2 separate regions of the Homo sapiens genome follow, and region 1 is linked to region 2. Evidence: chromatin loops called from intact Hi-C (ENCODE). Cell type or tissue: B cell. All regions are shown on one strand.

What was found. Hi-C counts contacts between places; a loop is a spot of excess contacts. Peaks named below come from ENCODE experiments on the same cell type or tissue, not always from the same donor. Only the 100,000 strongest peaks of a DNase experiment are listed, where the experiment ranks them.
Region 1: a loop joins it to region 2, with 8 times the contacts of the local background. A loop is called at or near these places in 4 of 110 quality-filtered maps.

Annotation. Positions count from the first base shown.
Region 1 is chr15:44,852,176-44,854,675 of GRCh38, forward strand. It overlaps LOC105370798 (a long non-coding RNA gene), which reads left to right and starts at 2,382. Exons shown (of 2, transcript XR_932185.3): 1 at 2,382-2,464. It also overlaps the pseudogene SORD2P. In B cell, CTCF peaks have their summits at 1,333 (motif pointing right) and 1,590; a DNase peak (open chromatin) is centred at 1,356.
Region 2 is chr15:45,117,069-45,119,568 of GRCh38, forward strand. It overlaps DUOXA2 (dual oxidase maturation factor 2), which reads left to right. Exons shown (of 6, transcript NM_207581.4): 5 at 23-237; 6 at 648-1,353. The coding sequence ends at 841. DUOXA1 (dual oxidase maturation factor 1) reads right to left here. Exons shown (of 9, transcript NM_001276266.2): 9 at 298-2,297. The coding sequence ends at 2,038. Among named protein-coding and RNA genes, the nearest start is that of DUOXA2, 4.0 kb to the left of the region's middle. RefSeq lists an enhancer at 901-1,100. In B cell, CTCF peaks have their summits at 1,215 (motif pointing left) and 1,418; a DNase peak (open chromatin) is centred at 1,193; H3K4me3 peaks cover 1,064 bases; H3K27me3 peaks cover 1,754 bases.

The sequences.
Region 1 (2,500 bases), 260 kb before region 2:
TACACTGCTTGGCCCCAAACTCAAGTGTTTGTACTTGTTAAATAACCACTATCCAAACTAGTGTTTCCAAGGAAGGTCAGAGGTTTTCACTTATGTCAAGTTACCAGCCCTTTCTGTTGAAGAGGCTCAGTGCTAATTTGAACCTCTTCTCCCATGAAACAAAGCTCAAAGCTTTAATGTTATTGCTGCCTAGCTGATATTGCTCAATGGCTTCTTTATGTCAGGTACGGTGTGCTTTACAGGCATTACCTCATTTAATACTCACAGAAACCCTACATGGTACATCCTACTATTGTCCCTTTTTCATATGATGAGACTGAGGAACCCACCCATGGTAACACTAAGGCAGTAAACGGTGGAGCTGCATCCAAAGCAGCCTGATGGGGGCAAAAGGGCTTAAGGGAGTTTTTTTTTATCTCTTGATAATTTAGACTGGCTACATCGGAAGGAAGGAAGGAAGGAGGGAAGGAAGGAAGGGAGGATGGGAGGGAGGGAGGTAATCAGTCTAGAAATAGCCACCTTATGATAGCTGATTGTCACCAAAACCTTCCTTAAAGTTGTTGCTGGTCCCACATCAGACATCAGTGACCGCTGTGTAAAGCGATCCTTCTGTTATACCAAGTGGATTTTTTTTTGTTTTTTTTACTTTAAGTTCTGGGATACATGTGCAGAACCTGAGGTTTGTTACATAAGTATACATGTGCCATGCTGGTTTGCTGCACCTATTAACCCATCACCTAGGTTTGAAGCCCCACATGCATTAGGTATTTGTCCTAATGCCCTCCCTCCCCTTGCCCCGCACCCCCCGACAGGCCTCAGTGTGTGATGTTACCCTCCCTGTGCCCGTGTGTTCTCATTGTTCAACTCCCACTTATGAGTGAGAACATGTGGTATTTGGTTTTCTGTTTCTGTGTTAGTTTGCTGAGAAGGATGGCTTCCAGCTTCATCCATGTCCCTGAAAAAGACATGATCTCATTCTTTTTTATGGCTGCATTATACTGCGTGAAATGTTGAACTGCAGGTTAAATTGAAACTAAAGACTAAGGCCTTTATTTCAAACATGGGAGAGCACCCCACCTTCCCTGCTAAAGGCACTAGTAGGCAAATTCACAGACACTGAAAGACAGTTCCACAGCATACAATTCATAGCCTTGCCTCCAGCCAGGCCAGACCTGAACGCCCCATTTCAAGGTGGAGAGGTGGTAAGACTAAAGCTTAGAACAACAGTCATGCACACCAAGTAGGCCCTGGGTCACTAGAGAGAACACTACTGTAAATATTTGTTCAAGTTAACGGAGCTGAACAACTGTGCTCCTACCACACAGCAAAGCTGCAGTGACTCTCCCAGACACTAGAGGGTGCTGTGCCCACAGCCTGTGCTGTGCCTATAACGGAACACGCTTGATGGAGAAGTTCAAATAAATTCTTCTCCCTGCACACCAACTTTCTTTTTCCATTCTTTTTCTGGCTGATTCTAATTACCCTTGCAACTCAGGCTTGTCTCCTGCCTCCTGTCTCTGTAGGAGACATGCTACCTGAGCACAAAACCATTTTAACATCAGCCTGTAGGTTTGTAAATATTGCCCTAAGCACACTGTGGAGACTACAATGTTTTAGGAAGTTACTGCAGCATGGTTGCTCAAAACCTTGCTTTTCATGTTTCCTTGCCATGATGTTGGCCACAATCCTCTGTTTGCTTAATCCTTTTCTGTCTCAGATACTCTTCCATTTATCCAATTTCTCATGTACCAAAGTTTCTTAGCTCCTCTGAGATCCCGAACTTTCACTTTTATCTCCACAGCTCCTTTTTTTCTCATTCCCAAGGGTTTTGTCATCTCAATCATATTCAAGGTTTCCTAAAGGAATTTCTTTCTTTCTTTATTTTATTTATTTATTTATTTATTTTTTGTAACTCATCAGCAGTCCCTGATGTCAGATGTCGCTGCACTCAGGCTAGAGTGCAGTGGCATGATCTCGGCTCACTGCAGCCTCGACCTCCTGAACTCAAGTGATCCTCCCATCCTCCCACCTCAGGCTCCCGAGTAGCTGGGATTACAGGTGCGTGCCACGCCGCGTGGCTAATTTTTTTCTATTTTTGGTAGAGATGTGGTTTCATCATGTTGGCCAGGCTGGTCTCGAACTCCTGGCCTCAAGTGATCTGCCTGCCTCTGCCTCCCAAAGTGCTGGGATTACAGGTGTGAGCCACCATGCCCGGCCGAAATTCTTATCTTTTAATGAGTGACTGTACAAGAGGGTAAAAAGGAATTGAGTAATTTTTCTTTACCATAGTTGTGTGAGTTTTCCAGCATATTTCACTTCAAGTCAGAAATACATATCTGAATCACATATATACTCTCCCTTCTATCCCCTTCAGCTCCTCCCGCTGCCCTACCAGCCCACTCCTGAAGTAACTCATGGAAATACTTCAGGAAGTACTCTCTGCGGGGACATGGAATCATCTCAGGTACCTCTCACATACTAAATGTTACCTTGCTTTTCC
Region 2 (2,500 bases):
GGGTCCCCCCACTCCCCGGCAGGGTGGCGTTCTGCTTCTGGCTCCTCTCCAACGTGCTGCTCTCCACGCCGGCCCCGCTCTACGGAGGCCTGGCACTGCTGACCACCGGAGCCTTCGCGCTCTTCGGGGTCTTCGCCTTGGCCTCCATCTCTAGCGTGCCGCTCTGCCCGCTCCGCCTAGGCTCCTCCGCGCTCACCACTCAGTACGGCGCCGCCTTCTGGGTCACGCTGGCAACCGGTGAGGACCGAGAGAATGGGCCCCGGGGGCTAAGGGTGGAGACAGGATTCACACCGGGTGTGCACTTTCCAGTTTACAGAATGAATTCACATCTATTACCCTATTTGCCCCTCTCAATAGTTCGCAGAAACAGGCACTGTTATGACCATTTTACAGATGAAAAGTGGGGGGCTCAGAAGGGTTTGGTGTCTTGCCGTGTTTCATGTAATTCAGATTAGAGGTGTGTGGCGGGAGGTAACACAAGGGGTAGGCTCCAAAAGATGGAAGAAGGCCCGGGCATCACGCCTGTAATCCCAGCACTTTGGGAGGTCGAGGCAGGAAGGTCGTTTGAGGCCAGAGTTCGAGACCAGCCTGGGCAACATAGCCCTGACTCCACATGCCCTCCTTTCTTTCGATCCCCACCGCCACAGGCGTCCTGTGCCTCTTCCTCGGAGGGGCCGTGGTGAGTCTCCAGTATGTTCGGCCCAGCGCTCTTCGCACCCTTCTGGACCAAAGCGCCAAGGACTGCAGCCAGGAGAGAGGGGGCTCACCTCTTATCCTCGGCGACCCACTGCACAAGCAGGCCGCTCTCCCAGACTTAAAATGTATCACCACTAACCTGTGAGGGGGACCCAATCTGGACTCCTTCCCCGCCTTGGGACATCGCAGGCCGGGAAGCAGTGCCCGCCAGGCCTGGGCCAGGAGAGCTCCAGGAAGGGCACTGAGCGCTGCTGGCGCGAGGCCTCGGACATCCGCAGGCACCAGGGAAAGTCTCCTGGGGCGATCTGTAAATAAACCTTTTTTTCTTTTGTTTTTTAAAAACTGTTTTTCCCATTAATTTTCATGGCTTCTCCGCGCCGGGGTCGCACGTCCTCATGAGCTTCGCTGGGCTGGAGACAGCCTAGTACACTCTCCGCAGTGCTGTGAAACCTGATTCTCTGCGTCGACTCCAGAGTAATAGGGGCGCCCTCTAGTGAGGCCGGAGGGACCCTACCAGAGCTAGCATCTTTCTGAACCACCCCAGGGGGACGTTAGGTGGCAGTGATGAGGCAGGTCACCCACTCCCCCGTCCTGGATGCCACTCAGCTAGCCCAGCTGAGTGGGGTGGGAAGGAATAGCGTTTTGGAGTTGATTCCCTAACTTCCCACCTGGCTTCTTGTGAGGTGGTGTTTGAGGGCCAAGGTAGGTGTCAGCAAGGCATAGAAAGATAAATCCCAAGATTCTTGGCAAGTCTTGCAATCTTATGTAGCAAATTTGGGAACTGAAGCTCAAAGAGAATGTGGCATAGTTGGTTAATGTTAGACCTAGGATGAGAAGTTTGGTTTCCCCTCCTTTCCAGTGCTGTCTTTCATTGTACCAAAAGGCCACACAAGCTGGAGAAGTAAAGGAAGAACAAAAGGAACCCAGGAAAAAGGAAAACAAGAGGTGCCGAGGGATGAGAGGAAACCATAGGAGAATCATATGTAACCCCCACCCTGCTGGTGTTATGGGGGTGAAGTTAGGTTTCAGTGAATAGCATCTTGAAGAGGCAAGGCAGCACGGAAAGGCTGGGTTGCTGTGCAGATAAGCTAGCCCCTGCTTGGCCTTATCATGGCAACAGGCTTTATGGACAGGCCCAGCATCTCTTCAGTCCCTTAGGGCTTTTTGTTTTGTTTTGTTTTTTAACATCAGTATATAGAGCCTCCTTTTTCTACTCCGTCTGTAGATTGGTGCTGGGTGTCTGGTAACAGCCACCCTGAGGGCAGTTCTGCTGGTTTTATGGGGCGCCAATGAGGTTTGGAGCCAGACTGGAAGTCCAGGTGGCCTCCACGGGGAGGAATGTTATAAAGCACAATCAGGATCTTTGGGGTGTGCCTCCTTACAGTATGCCTTGGTGGAGGAAGCCTCTGACAGGGGAATGTCCTGGGACTTGGGACTGTCAGCCATGGACCGGTAGCGGGGGCTCAGGAGTCCACCTTCCTCAGGACTCCACTCCAGCATGGGGTCTTCATCCACACTCTGGTTGAAGAAAGCCTTCAGCCTGTGAGGCTGCATCCTGTGGGCCACCGCCATAGCCAGGCCCAGCAGCACACACAGCAGTCCTGGAGATGAGGGCAACAATTGTCCCACCTTAGTGCTAGTAACACCTGCCGAGGATATCTTCCCCTGGGAGTGTCAGAACAACTCTAAGGGAAGCCTAGAGCCCCTGCTTCAGGGCAACTTGGGCTCAGAGAGGTGACTGGCTGAGGGGCATGTGGCTGGTGTGGCTCTGTTGTCCTAAGTTTCCAGACTCCAAGCCCAGTGC